Regions from separate parts of the Homo sapiens genome. Here region 1 is linked to region 2. The links are chromatin contacts, found by Hi-C or POLR2A ChIA-PET in ENCODE. All regions are on one chromosome and are shown on one strand. Each heading gives the region's core, a stretch centred on a gene start or an enhancer-like site at or near the end of the contact. The rest is flanking DNA. Distances are from core to core; before and after follow the strand shown. Region 1 has its middle 13 kb from the start of MIR3198-2. Region 2 holds the start of PRKAG1 (protein kinase AMP-activated non-catalytic subunit gamma 1).

Evidence for each region. A loop is a pair of places that touch in the nucleus more often than their neighbours do. ChIA-PET counts read pairs that join two places held with the same protein, here RNA polymerase II (POLR2A).
Region 1: a map with no recorded cell type shows a loop between it and region 2 (7-fold over the local background). The contact joins the enhancer-like site here to the promoter of PRKAG1 in region 2. A Hi-C loop is called at or near these places in 1 of 37 single-sample maps with no recorded cell type. POLR2A ChIA-PET finds 5 or more read pairs at or near these places in 1 of 52 experiments (activated CD8-positive, alpha-beta memory T cell).

What each region holds. Positions count from the first base shown.
Region 1 is chr12:54,214,981-54,221,432 of GRCh38, reverse strand. No RefSeq gene overlaps it. Among named protein-coding and RNA genes, the nearest start is that of MIR3198-2, 13 kb to the left of the region's middle. RefSeq lists silencers at 3,397-3,446, 5,248-5,433. Within about 2 kb of position 4,337, at least 8 of the 41 ENCODE cell types and tissues checked have a DNase peak (open chromatin) inside an H3K27ac peak, as active enhancers do.
Region 2 is chr12:49,015,236-49,021,828 of GRCh38, reverse strand. It overlaps PRKAG1 (protein kinase AMP-activated non-catalytic subunit gamma 1), which reads left to right and starts at 3,053. Exons shown (of 12, transcript NM_002733.5): 1 at 3,053-3,097. The coding sequence starts at 3,089. KMT2D (lysine methyltransferase 2D) reads left to right here. Exons shown (of 55, transcript NM_003482.4): 55 at 1-2,851. The coding sequence ends at 49. It overlaps DDN-AS1 (DDN and PRKAG1 antisense RNA 1), which reads right to left. Exons shown (of 2, transcript NR_147179.1): 2 at 2,589-3,593. RefSeq lists enhancers at 2,650-2,849, 3,422-4,012.

The sequences.
Region 1 (6,452 bases), core at 3,088-5,587, 5.2 Mb before region 2:
AGGTGAGATAAGAGTCTCAGCAGGTAAATTCACCAAGCCCTCCTGTTTGTAGGATGGGAAGTGAGAAGGCTGGGGATTCCAAAAGTGCCCAGCATCTTGGATGTCACACACACACCAGCCTCCTATAAGGTCATTGAGTTTTCTGTTGTTTCACTCAGAAAAGAGGCATGGTGGGAGTGGGAACCTTATATTAATATCAGTTCCCTCAGTGTTGGGCACACCCATGAGTGATGTGACGCTGGGTCCCGACTGTATCTCTTGGTGCGGTAGGACTTGGTACATGTAGCCAAGGGGGAGGTTAGGGTTAAGGGTGATAGATCTTTGTCATTAGTTCGAGGAGTTAAGAAGACCAGAAATAGGGCTAGTATGAGGGAGGCTCTGGCCTGTACAGGGATAGGATGAAGCCTGGGTGGAGTGAGAGGGAACAATAATGGATCAAACAGAGAGAAAAGTGGAGCTTTCCATGCAATGAATGCATGTATATCTAACAATTCTGAGAGAAATTGAGCCCAGGAGAAGGCTCTGAGTAGCCCAAAATGTCACATTTGTCCCTAGGCCTGGAACTCAGGTCTGTCTTCCTGAGCACCCCCGACTGTGTTCTGTTCTCAGAAGCTTTGACTGTGCCCCTCCCAATCCTGGGATGCACACTTAGGGCATAATTGACCATAATTAAGGGCAGTCTGGACAGTTAGGAGGCCTGGACATTTTTTTCCCTTTCCTTTTGAGATGGAGTGGCGCTGTCTTGGCTCACTGCAACCTCCACCTCCCGGGTTCAACAGAGTCTCCTGCCTCAGCTTCCTGAATAGCTGGGATTACAGACGTGGGCAACCACGCCGGGTTAATTTTTGTATTTCTAGTAGAGACGGGGTTTCACCATGTTGGCCAGACTGGTCTCAAACTCCTGACCTCAAGCGATCCATCCGCCTCGGTCTCCCAAAGTGCTGGGATTACAGGCGTGAGCCAACGAGCCCTGCTGGACATTTGTTATAAATTGACCAAGGGAACACAAAACCAGAGAAGACAGGAAGCACTGGGGGAGGCGTGGTTTGCACACCAAGAGCTGTCTGGGAGAAGACGGTGGAGACAGGGGAGGCATGTTCAGACTAGGGCTCAATACTCAGAGGGAAGTCCAGAAGGGTCCTTTCTTCTAGCCCCTTTAGGCAGCCTGAGGTGATTTGGGGGTTTGTGCTGCCCCCTGGTAGCCACTGTGGGAATAGCACTGAGAACTATGCTCAGCAGAAGAACCGGTATGAACCCCATCCTACAAGATGAATTCTTGCTGTCTCATACTTTTTCTTTCTCTCTCTCTCTCTTTTTTTTTTTTTTTTTTTTTTTTTTTGAGACGGAGTCTCGCTCTGTCACCCAGGCTGGAGTGCAGTGGCGTGATCTCGGCTCACTGCAAGCTCCGCCTCCCAGGTTCATGCCATTCTCCTGCCTCAGCCTCCCGAGTAGCTGAGACTACAGGCGCCTGCCACCGCGCCCGGCTAATATTTGTATTTTTAGTAAAGACGGGGTTTCACCATGTTGGCCAGGATGGTCTCGATCTCCTGACCTTGTGATCCGCCCGCCTCGGCCTCCCAAAGTGCTAGGATTCCAGGCTTGAGCCACCGCGCCCGGTCTTCTCTTTTCTTTTCTTTTCTTTTCGTTTCGTTTCGTTTCTTTGTCTCGCTCTGTCACCCAGGCTGGAGTGCAGTGGCACGATCTTGGCTCACTGCAAGCTCCGCCTCCCGGGTTCACGCCATTCTCCTGCCTCAGCCTCCCGAGTAGCTGGGACTACAGGCGCCCACCACCATGCCCGGCTAATTTTTTTTTTTTTTTTTTTTTTGTATTTTTAGTAGAGACGGGGTTTCACCATGTTAGCCAGGATGGTCTCGATCTCCTGACCACATGATCCGCCGCCTCGGCCTCTCAAAGTGCTGGGATTACAGGCGTGAGCCACCGCACCCGGCCGCTGTCTCATACTTTCTTGCAGAATGCATACTGGTAAAATTCCTTAAGCCTCTTGGCCTGGATTGTTAGTGGAGGTGCTCTCCTTCTCGGGGGCAAGGGAGTGAGATGGAACCTCATGTCACCTGTCTGGACTCTTAAGACATGTAGTAAGCATTTTATGTACTATTCTCGCTCCATCATTACAAAGTCCCTATTAAGTAGTCACTATTATTCCCATTTTAAGGTGAGGAAACAGCCTTCGAAGGAGGCAGTTACTTCTCCAAGATCATGCGGTGCCAGAGTTTGAACCTCAGCTTCTTGGCTCGGAGTCCAGTGCTTTTTCACGGCATCAGCTCTCCACTCATAATCCCCCTGGTTTCTCACCCCTCACAATCTTGGGCCAAGATGCGTAAGGACCCAAAAAGTACCAAGAGGAGGGGCTCTTCCATGGGATGTCATGTAAAGGCTGCTTGGGACCACCAGAGCCCTGGGTATCTATGTGTGCCTGAAATAGTCAAGGCCTCACTCATTTATTCAGTATTTGAGTATCTCCTGGTCTTCAGACTTTGTGCCCAGAAGTGGGATACAGCAAAGAACAGACATATTCTCTGTCTTAAGTGAGAGCTCACAATTTGGTAAGTGCAACTGACCAAATGTTTTTGCAGTAAGTGCTAATAGATGTCATTATCAATTGCCAGGGGTGAGAGGAATCTCAGAGGTCTTTCCAAAGGAAAGAACGTCTGTGCAATGATTTTCAAAGAATGTGTCTGTCAAACAGACAAGAGGGCAGAAGAGCAGTCCAGGTGGAAGCAAGGTGCAGGTAAGTCCAGGCAGAGTGAGAGAGCTCATGAGGAGCTTAGGGACCCTCAGAGCAGTTTTGTGTAACCGAAGCGCTGGCTGTTGTGTGCCTGAGTCTGGCCATGATGCAGAAGATAAGGCTAGAGAAGGGGGATGCTGACAGAACGTCAGGGGCTTTCTTTGGCAAGGGTGAACAATATAAGCTTTATTCTGCAAGCCTGGGAGTCCAGAGTTTTTAGCTGTTGACCTCCATTAGACCAATTTTTTAGCAAGGTAACCCCAGAGGCAGGACTACCACCTAAGAGGCTATGCACCAGTCCTAGCAGGAAAATCCCACCAGAAGCCCCTGGTCCAAGGCGTCAGGTAAAGATGAGCGCATTCAGGAGACATTGACCAAGTCGAGTCCAAGAGAAATGGAGGAACCAGAATCTGAGATTGCAGGCTTGGCCTGCGCCAGTGCGAGACAGACATGCCCAGAAGGTGGCTCGAGCCAGGGGAGCCGGGTCCGGGCAGGACTGATCCAGCGGTTACTCAGGGAGGCGTGAGAACGCGCCAGTACCCGGGACGTGAACAGCCGCGGCGGAGGCGCGCAGGGAGAACGCCTGCCCCGCGTGGGGCCTGCTCGCCCAGAGCCGCCAGCCACGAATTTATGGCCCAAAGCCGAATGCAGCTGTGCGCAGCTGGGTATGCAAATGTATGCAAATTCGCGCTGCCCGGCCCGGGCTAGGTTGCGAGCGGAGTCAAAGGGTGGGGGAAGGGGCGCAGCATTGTTACTGTTCTTGCGCTCCCAGAGGAGTTCAGACGCGGTGCGGGAGGGGATGCAGGGGGAAGAAATACATCTTCCCTGTCCTGACCGTCCCGCCTCAGGACCGTGACAATCTATCGGGACGAGCGTGGGTTCCCTCCATGTCCTCAATGACTTGTGCCCTCACGCCCTCAGCCCCACCCTGCGTAAGATGCGTGCAGGAGGAAGGGTCCTGACACCCAGAATACCTGAGCCCCTGTTGGTCTGAGCGTCCTTCCTTCACTGCGAGCGGGAAGGAGCCGCAGGGTGGGTAGATGATCCCACACCCGCCCGGGTCTCCCAGAATTACCCCTCCCCATAGCCAGGGAGGGGGTCGTCCGGAAGACCTGATTTCTTTCATCCCTTTATTGTGACCCGTCCTTCTGCCTCCCATCCGCTTCTTGAGAAGTCCCTACAGAAGTCTAACCATAGTCACATTTGCTATTGTTTCTGTTTTATTTTTCCGGGTGGTTTAGTGAGAAGATTATTCCCAAAGTCCCAAATGTTGGGTTCTGAGGGTGTGGGAGTGGGGCCTGGGCATCAACTCCCGCCCCCTCTCCCCCACCCAACGACCAAAGAATAAGTCCCCACGCTAGGCAAGAACTGGAAGGGAGTCTGGGCTGAGGCTGTCATCTCCCGGCTCTGGCTTGTTTTTTTTCCCGCTTTTTTTTTTTTCCCTTGCTGACTCTTCCCACAATGGCCACAAGGGGTCTTCCTTGCGCTAAGAATGGGAAATCCGGCGTCAGGTTTGAGCGCTGTGAGGGTGGGGCGCCTAGCGATGCTTCCTCTCCGCGGTTTCCGAGCGCCGAGACCTGCAGGCGTCCCACCTCCCCGCCCCTCCTCGGTGGCTTCACTCAGTCGCAGACGACTTCAGTTCTCTTACCCCACGCTCCAGACTGGAGATTGGCATTTCAAGATCTCCTGCTCCTTCCCCTAAGCCTATGGAGCAACCGGAGGGCTGTGAGCTGAGACAAGAATTCGGGCCAGACATATAGTAGGCGCTCAATAAATGCTTTTCAGATGAATGACAATGTGGCAGTGTCCTGTTCAGAAGCTTGGGCAGGGAAGAGATGACTCGGGTGAGTTGAGCAGGACACCCCTCCTCCCAAAGCAAGAGGGTGCCAAGAGGCGGCTCAACTCCCTACCAGGGAAACTGAGGCCATCTGTGGGACTTACATATTGATACAGCAGGGGAGGTTCTGAAGTGACAGGGGCAATTAGAAGGGAGGGGTTAGCCAATCAGAAAGCTGTCATGGATTGATCTGACGTCGGAAGGCGGGAAAAACGGAAGATCCAGGCCCCTAAAGGAAAGCTTTGTTAGAACGGGAAAATGGGATGTGAGCGTGGAAAAGGGGCTGGAGATTTGGATTGTTTAGCTCAGAGAAGGAAAGTTAAGGCAGCCCCTTTCTCCTGTGAGGTCAGAAGTTGTTAGGTTTAGCTGAAGCTGCAGCAGGAGGAAGGGTGGTCAGACACCAGGAAGGACTTCCCCGTTGGAGTCAGACGTGGTGGCAGAGGGTGAAGGGGTGATGACGTCGTTCCCGGGGTGGGAGGTGAGTTATCTGAAACCCTCTTATAATGGGAACCCGTCAGGGGTGGTGGGGGCGGGAGATACAGTTAAGGGTTAGATGCAGTAGGTGGAAGCTTAGGTGAAGTCGGCTGCCCTTCCCCCACGGAAGCGGCTGCAGGGCCCGAGAGGTGGGAGGTTCCTGACCAGGTGCTCTCACGCTCACTGCCCACCTGGATGGACACCTGGGTGGTCCCGCCACACACCCCCACTCAGGGCTTGCAGGAAGTCCTTCCCCAGCCGGATGGGGCGAGGTGTGTTTGGATGAACCGTAGCCTCGGGTTGCACCCGGGTGGCGCAGACCTCCTCGAAGACCCTCACGTGGGCTCCCGTGGCAACTCGCCAGTCCCATCCCCTAGCTTTGGCGCATTCAGGGCCGCTCCTGAAATGTCCTCCCTGCAACCCTAGAAAAGGCTCCTCTGGGAAGCTTGCCCTGTTCTCGCCAGCCTGGTCAGAAATCCTATGGCTCTTCTACTTTGTTTCTCTGGGTGACCTGGGTGAGCAGGAACCACACCTTGATTAGCACATAGTAGGGACACCAAATAAAGTTTTGGGTGGAGGCCTGGCTTTAAATCATGCACTGTCCTAGCTGTGTGACCTCGGTTTGAAGCCCCATGTCCTGATCCGTGAAATGGGTACTTCTGTCTTGCTCACTTCTTAGGCTTTTTTTTTTTTTTTTTTTTTTTGAGACAGAGTTTTGCTCTTGTCGTCCAGGCTGGAGTGCAATGGCACGGTCTCGGCTCACTGCAACCTCTGCCTCCCAGGTTCAAGCGATCCTCCTGCCTCAGCCTCCCAAGTAACTGGGATTACAGGTGCGTGCCACCACGCGCAGCCAATTTTTTTATTTTTAGTAGAGACAGGGGTTTCACCATGTTGGCCAGGCTGGTCTCAAACTCCTGACCTCAGGTAATCTACCCGCACCGGGCTCCCAAAATGGTGGGATTACAGGCGTGAGCCACCGTGCCTGGCCTTCTTACGCTATTTAAAGGACTATGTGCCTGAAATAACCAAAGGGAAAGCATTTTGTTTTATGCAAATGCAGGCTGTGGGAGTCCAAGCCATGCAGACACCCGTGTGCACAGGGGTGGGTACACCCACATTCACACAGGTTGAATCTCTTGGAGGGGCTAGGTCCGCGTCTTTGGAGGCAATCAAGCAAAAGCTGGAGATGGTAGGCGGGGGGGCCAGCTAGGGAGAGCTAGCTGTCAGATGCCAGAGAGGGAACCCAAGAATGCGAGGGGTGGTCCCCAGAACTGGCTATCCTAGACCCAGGATCCGATTCTCCAGGGCGGGATCCCAGTTCCCTGGAGGATTCTGGGTACAGGCCAGTGGGCCTGGACCCTGGCGCAGAAACACGGGACCGAAGACCCCGCTGTG
Region 2 (6,593 bases), core at 1,804-4,303:
GATCCCCTGCCACTGTGGAGCCTGGAATTGTCGGAAATGGATGAACTAAGAAGCTTTGAGGCTACCAGGCAGGGGAGTCCCCCTACCCACAACCTCTTCCCTGAAAGGGATGAGGGGGAAGAGAGGTAGCAGCCAGAGCCAGGACCCAGGGTTGGGGCTGCCGGCTGACCCGGAGCCCCTGGAGCAGGAGGCTGGGGCAGAGGGCCCTAGGCCAAGCCCACCCTGGGCACCAGGGACAATCCTCTTCCCCACCACCGGCCCTCAGGCTGGCATCTCTGCCCCCAGCTCCAGGAGGGGCCAGACAGAAGCAGCCATTGGGCATCTCAGGTTTGAGGGGGATATGGGCCGGGAACTACCCAGAAGCATCTGGGAGGCAGCAGGGTGGGGGAAGAGGATGTGTGGCCGGGCCTCACAGCCCTGCTGCTCCCACTGACCTCTCCGGCCCAACTCACGGCTGCAAAGAGACTTGACTAAGCTTGACAATCCCAAAGGCCGGGTCCCACACCTGGCCCTGCCTGCCGGGTCCTGCCCCCACCCTCACCCCCATCCCCCTCCCTCTTGATCTGTCTCTGTTTCCCTCTTTTCCTCTGTGTTTCTGTCTCTCTATGGGTTGTGTTTCCTTGTTTTCCACTCTGACAAATGCAACATGAACGGGAAAGAGGCGCCCAGCTGCCTAGGAGGGCAAGCTGGGCAAGCCGGGCAAGGAGACCCCGCACCCACACCTACCTCATTTAAGTGTTGGATTTTTTGCTGTTTTGAAATGTGAGACCCTCTCCAAGCCCCCTACTGCCCCAACCCTCTCCCCCACCTCACTGCCCTCTTCTGAGTGGGTGGAAGGGGGGTAGGAGGAGGAAGAAAAACAACAACAAAAAATCCATCTTTGTTTTTAATTATGGGCATGGGATGGTGGTTGAGGCAAATGATGATGAAGATTGGGGATGACTGGCCCCTAGTTGCTCTAGGACTTCCTTCTCCATCTGGACATGGGGGCAGGAGGGAGCTAAACCTAGGACCAGGATATCTCCCTCCTGTTTTCCCAACCTCATCATGAGCCTGTTTGCCCTCCAGCCCCTGGACGGGTTGGGTGGGGGGTAGGGTGAGGGCTATCCCTGAGTGGCATGCCCATACCTAGTGAGGCAGGGTGTGGCCCGGAGCTCCCACTTTCCCTCAGTCACCAAACTGCTGCTGGTCTGGTGGGAAGGGGTGGTGATGTGGGGGTGGGGGAGCTTAGTGTCAGCGCGGGGAGGGTGGGGGGTATTTATCTATTTATACATGGGATTGTACATAGTCTTGTGGGGCATGGGGGAGCCGGCTGGAGGTGAGAACCCTCCCCTCTCCCCCCACCCCCCGGGGAGAGCAAATGTAAAACTACTAATTTTTGTGCTTTATATATTCTATATAAATATATCTATTTTCTTTTTACAAAACCAGTTTATAAATGGTAGGGGGGTGTGGGGCGGACACATGGAGCTCCCCTTGTGGGGGGGCCCCCTCCATTACCCGACCTACCGCCCTTTTCCTCACCCCCCACCCCACTCCCCACCCCCTGGCTGTGACTGCTGTAAGATGGGGGTATAGAGGCTGGGCAATTCCCACCCCCTGTTGTATAGTTGGACTATGTTATAACGCACAAAAGAGAGCTGACCCCAGGGGGAGCCAGAGGGTGATGGGTTCCTTGCCTCCCTTTCCTTCCCCTTTCTGCCCAAGCTTGTGCTGCAGTTGAACCTCTTCCTGGGGGTGGGAGTAGGTAAGGGGTGGGTGAGGCCCCAAACCCCTCTCTGGTAGGGAACCGTGGGGATGAAGATGAAGCTTATATGCAGTTCTCTTCTAGGGGCTGTGGGCAAAGGGCATTTTGTAATTAATATTTTCAAGAATCAGATGTCTGGAGTGTAGGGGTGGGCTTGGTGGTGGTGGACGGGCGGGCCTGCTGGAGGGGGAGCTTGGTCGCTGTTGTGATTTTAGGTTTGTTTTTGTTTTGTTTTGAATTTGGGGGGTTGTGGATTGTTGGGGGTAGGGAGATTTTTTTTTTTTAAAGCTGCTTCCTCAACTGTTTCAAGCTGCAAATGTTTAAGAGAATAACAGCCCCCACTCCCACAGGAACCGCTGTAATTAAATCAGACAGTAGGAAGACTGGGCTGCTGCCCTCAAAGCCACAGCCCTTGGATGTTCCTTTTCCGAGAGCAGAAGGTCTAGGCTACAGGGAGGGGGAGATTGGCTCCCGTGAGTCAGGCTGTGTTTGGGGCTTGGGCCCTGGGATTGGGAAAAGGGGATGGGGCAGACTTTGTAAGCATATGCTAGGTATCCGATAGTCCTGTAGAATTTAGTGAAGAAACCTTATACAGTTTTTAATTTTTATATAAACTATAACTCAGACCCAAGCTACAAGGTTGGAATTTTGGTTGGTTTTTTTTTTAAGTACCCTGCCTGTATAATTGCATCAGAATCCCCCACCCCACCCCCCGCCCCCGTGTTTGTATTTTGGGTTGGTTTACACTCGCACATACTCAGTTTTCAGTTTTCCCCTTTACAGTCTTCTCCCCTCACCTCCAGGACCCTCCCCCTTTTTAAAAAATAAATCGCTGACAAGTGTGAATCCCGTGAAGACTTTATTTTGTGTTGTGTGTATCCTGTACAGCAAGGTTGGTCCTTCGTAACAACGGATGAAATGGTTCCCTTTTTTAAAGCGCCCTCTCTCCCTCCACCCTCAGCGCCCCTGTCCTTGGCATGTTTTGTATCAGCGATCATTCTGAACTGTACATATTTATGTTGCGAGAGGCAAAGGGCAAGTTTTGGATTTTGCTTCTTCCAAGTTTGTTTTTAAACGACAAATAAAAAAAGAACATTTTAAATACAAGCGGCTCCGTCCCATGACCCTCGCCGTCAGCCGGATCCGTGCGGTCCGCGAGGACCCGGGGGAGGGCGGTTACCGAGGCCCGCCACCGCCGGAAGGGTGGGTTCCTTGCCTTCCGCCCCAGTCTGGCGACTGCCATGACGTGGGCGGAAGTGGCGTCGCCGCACCGGATGTGGGGCGGGGCCTGCCCCAAGAGAGTTTCCTAAAGCGAGGAAACCAAGCCGGGCGCCTCTTGCAATGGAGACGGTGAGGAGTGCAGGAGGGCGGTCGGGGGCGCTGTGGAGCCTAAGACACCCCCCCAACCCTTAGGAGACCGGGAGGGCCGGGCAGGGGCTGGCGCTGGTGTCTAGCAAACAAAAAGCAGCCGGGTGTCTGCCCTATCCCGTGACCCTGTTCCTCCGCTTCTTCGTTGGGCGCATCTCCTGGAACTGGGCCGCGTCCCCGCCGCCTTTCCGTACGCGGTACCCTTAGCCCAAGCAGGCAGTGACTCCTGGCTCCCTCCTTGGGGCCCACGTATGCCGTGGCAATCTCGGGCCTCCTTTCCTATTGGCACCTCAAGCCCTTTTAGAGGTTTGAGAGCGCAGGGTTGTGAGCCGGCTTTGCTGGGTGAGGCACGGGGCGTCCAGAGGGATCTCCGCTTGCAGGTAGCTCCTGGACCTCGATGGTCTTTCTGTGATCCCTGCAATCCCCGGCAGGAGGACATCTGAAGATCTTTATACTGCGTCCAGTGAAGTCACATTCCCTTAATAAGACCGAGAATTGAGGTTTGCTTGAAAGAGGAAATCTTGCAGTGTTAGAGGCCGATGTGTCCCTGGACAATTTTAGGTCATGGCCCGCTCTGCGACTCTAAGCAGGGGTTTTGGCATAGCTCATTCTTGGCGAGCAGGCATTGACCAATTGTGGCAGGGCCCTGTCACCCTCCCACAGATGCTGCGGGTTGCCTGCTACATGTTTGCACCCACCCTCACTCTCAGGAGTCTTTTTCTAGCGCTCTGTAACCCCTCCCATACACTTCCCTCTCCACAGTTTTTAACCATGTGTCTTCTTTCAGGCAGAGTAACTCTTTCCATCTTGGTTTTTATCATCTGCTACTGTAGTTACGAAAGGACTGCAGGTTCACTTTGCTTTGGATTACATGCCCAGAGTAATTCTTTGCCACACCGTTTCTCTGCTCACAGAGAGGTTGTTTCTTTCAGGTTTTCAAAAAGAAAACCGACCAAAGTACTAAAATGATTCGCAGTTGGTCTCCCAGGCAAGGGAGCCAATTCTGACTAATCAGGATAATCTTAAACAAAAATAAGGAGTCTAATTCCATTAAATTTAAAATGACATGTCATATTCTACTTACTTGTAAATGTATTATGGTTTACAAAGCATTTTTATATAGATTTTCTAATTTAGCCTTTACACTTTATGTACTGGATTAGGCTCTGGGGTAGAAGTTAAAAAGAGGAAAAAGAAAACTCAGCCAGGTGTGGTGGCTCACGCCTGTAATGCCAGTACTTTGGGAGGCCAAGGCAAGTGGATTGCTTGAGCTCAGGAGTTCAGCATCAGCCTGGGCAACATGATGAAAGCCTGTCTCGACAGAAACAAAAATACAAAAATTACCCAGGCGTGGTGGTGGTGGTGTGTGCCTGTAGTCCCAGCTACTCGGGAGGCTCAGGTGGGAGGATCGCTTGATCCAAAGAGGTGGAGGCTGGAGTGAGCTGAGATCATGCCACTGCACTCCAGTCTGAGTGACACAGTGAGATCCTGTCTCCAAAAAAAAAGAAAAGAAAGAAAACTCCTGCTTTGAAAATGTTCAGCCTAACTGGAGTGATGGTGAGGGCAAGCCAGCAACAGCTGTTATTTAAAGGTAGACTATAATAAATGCTGTCATCAATATGAAAACAGAGGACTGTGACAGAATAGCTGAGAGAAAAATTACTTTGGACCTAGGAGAGGGCACTGCAAATTGAGAGAACAGTGTGAGCAAGGGCACTGAAATTGGGGTATGTAGAGAACTGGGGGTGAGCCAGCGGCATGATGTTGCTGGCTTTGGATTTTGGTCACAGTGGGAGAAAAGACTGGAAAAGCAGGCTAAGATCAGGTTGAAGGTATTACACACCATGCTAAATTTGAACTTTGTTTTGTAATAGGGGACCCATGGAAGATTTATGAGCAAGTCAGTGAATGTCCTTTAGGAATGTTCATAGCAGCTTTCTGTACATGGACTGAGCTACTTCGAAAAGTAAAGTTTCTTGTTAATGGGGATGAAAGTCCCTTCCAAATCTGAGATGCTTTGGTGAACAAACTTGGTGAAAGCATGAAAGATAAATTGAAGAACAGATAGATTTGGGCCAAGGACCCCAGTTTAAACAACGTTGCAGAGGTGAGAGGTAAAAGCCTAAATTAAGGCTGTGATATTGGCAATGAGAGAGATGGATCTGAGACATTTCTAACATACCAGCTTAGCTGATAAGTGTTAAGAAGACAGCTGTGCAAAACAAAAAAACAAGATGGGAACCACAGCGAGAATAATAGGATTGGAGGGACAAATGTTTTGTTTCGTATTCAAGCATTTGAGGAGTCTCTGTGACATCTATGGTTGTCAAACAAATAATTGGAAATGTAGATCAGAAGTTTGGAAGAAATTGCGAGTCTATTTGTCAGATGTAGACTGTGTCTCTGTAATATTTTGTACTTGCGTGGTACAGTGGTACTTTCTCAGGTCCCTTATGTTATTAAAAGTAGAAAGGAGGCCAGGAGCAGTGGCTCTTGCCTGTAATCCCAGAATTTTGGGAGGCCAAGGTGGCCGGATCGCTTGAGCCCAGGAGCTCAAGACTAGCCTGGTCAACATAGCGAGACCCCATCTCTACAAAAAAATACAAAAAGTAGCTGGGCCTGGTGGTATGTTCCTGTAGTCCCAGCAGCCCGGGAGGCAGAAGTCGGAGAAGCTGGGGAAGTTGAAGATGCAGTGATCTGTGATCATGCCGCTGCACTCCAGCCTGAATGACAGAGTGACACCCTGTCTCAAAAAAAAAAAAAAAGGTAGAAAGGAGTAGATGTAATTACATAATCCCCCCTCTGATATGGTGAAACAGGCAGAAAGTTAAAAGTCACGGCCAGGCTCGGTGGCGCATACCTGTAATCCCAGCACTTTGGGAGGCCGAGGCGGGTGGATCACGAGGTCAGGAGTTTAAGACCAGCCTGGCCAACATAGTGAAACCCCGTCTCTACTAAAAATACAAAAAAAAACTTAGCTGGGCGTGGTGGCAGGCATCTGTAGTCCCAGCTACTTGGGAGGCTGAGGCAGGAGAATCGCTTGAACCCCGGAGGCGGAGATTACAGTGAGCCAAGATCGCATCACTGCACTCCAGCCTGGGAGACACAGCGAGACTCTGCCCACCCGCCCAAAAAAAAAGTCACATATGCAGTTGTGTTTGACTCTCTTATGTTGGTATCTGTATCTCTAGTTAGCTCTATGTTTCTTTCCTCCCTCTGTAACTTAGTCTTGGGCATATCTGTTCATATCAGTGTGCATCATTCTTTGAGAATTAAAAAACAAAACAACTGTGAATTATATGCAAAACCCTGTGCTTGGTGGTATGGGAGATACAAAGTATAAGATAGTTCTAGGTTTCCAGGAATTTATAATCTGTTTGGATAGATAATGAACAAAATAACTGTAGCACAGTACAGTATATATCATATGATGGGTAAATTCTACAGAAGTAGCTGTTTTTGTGCCTTTGTGTAGATC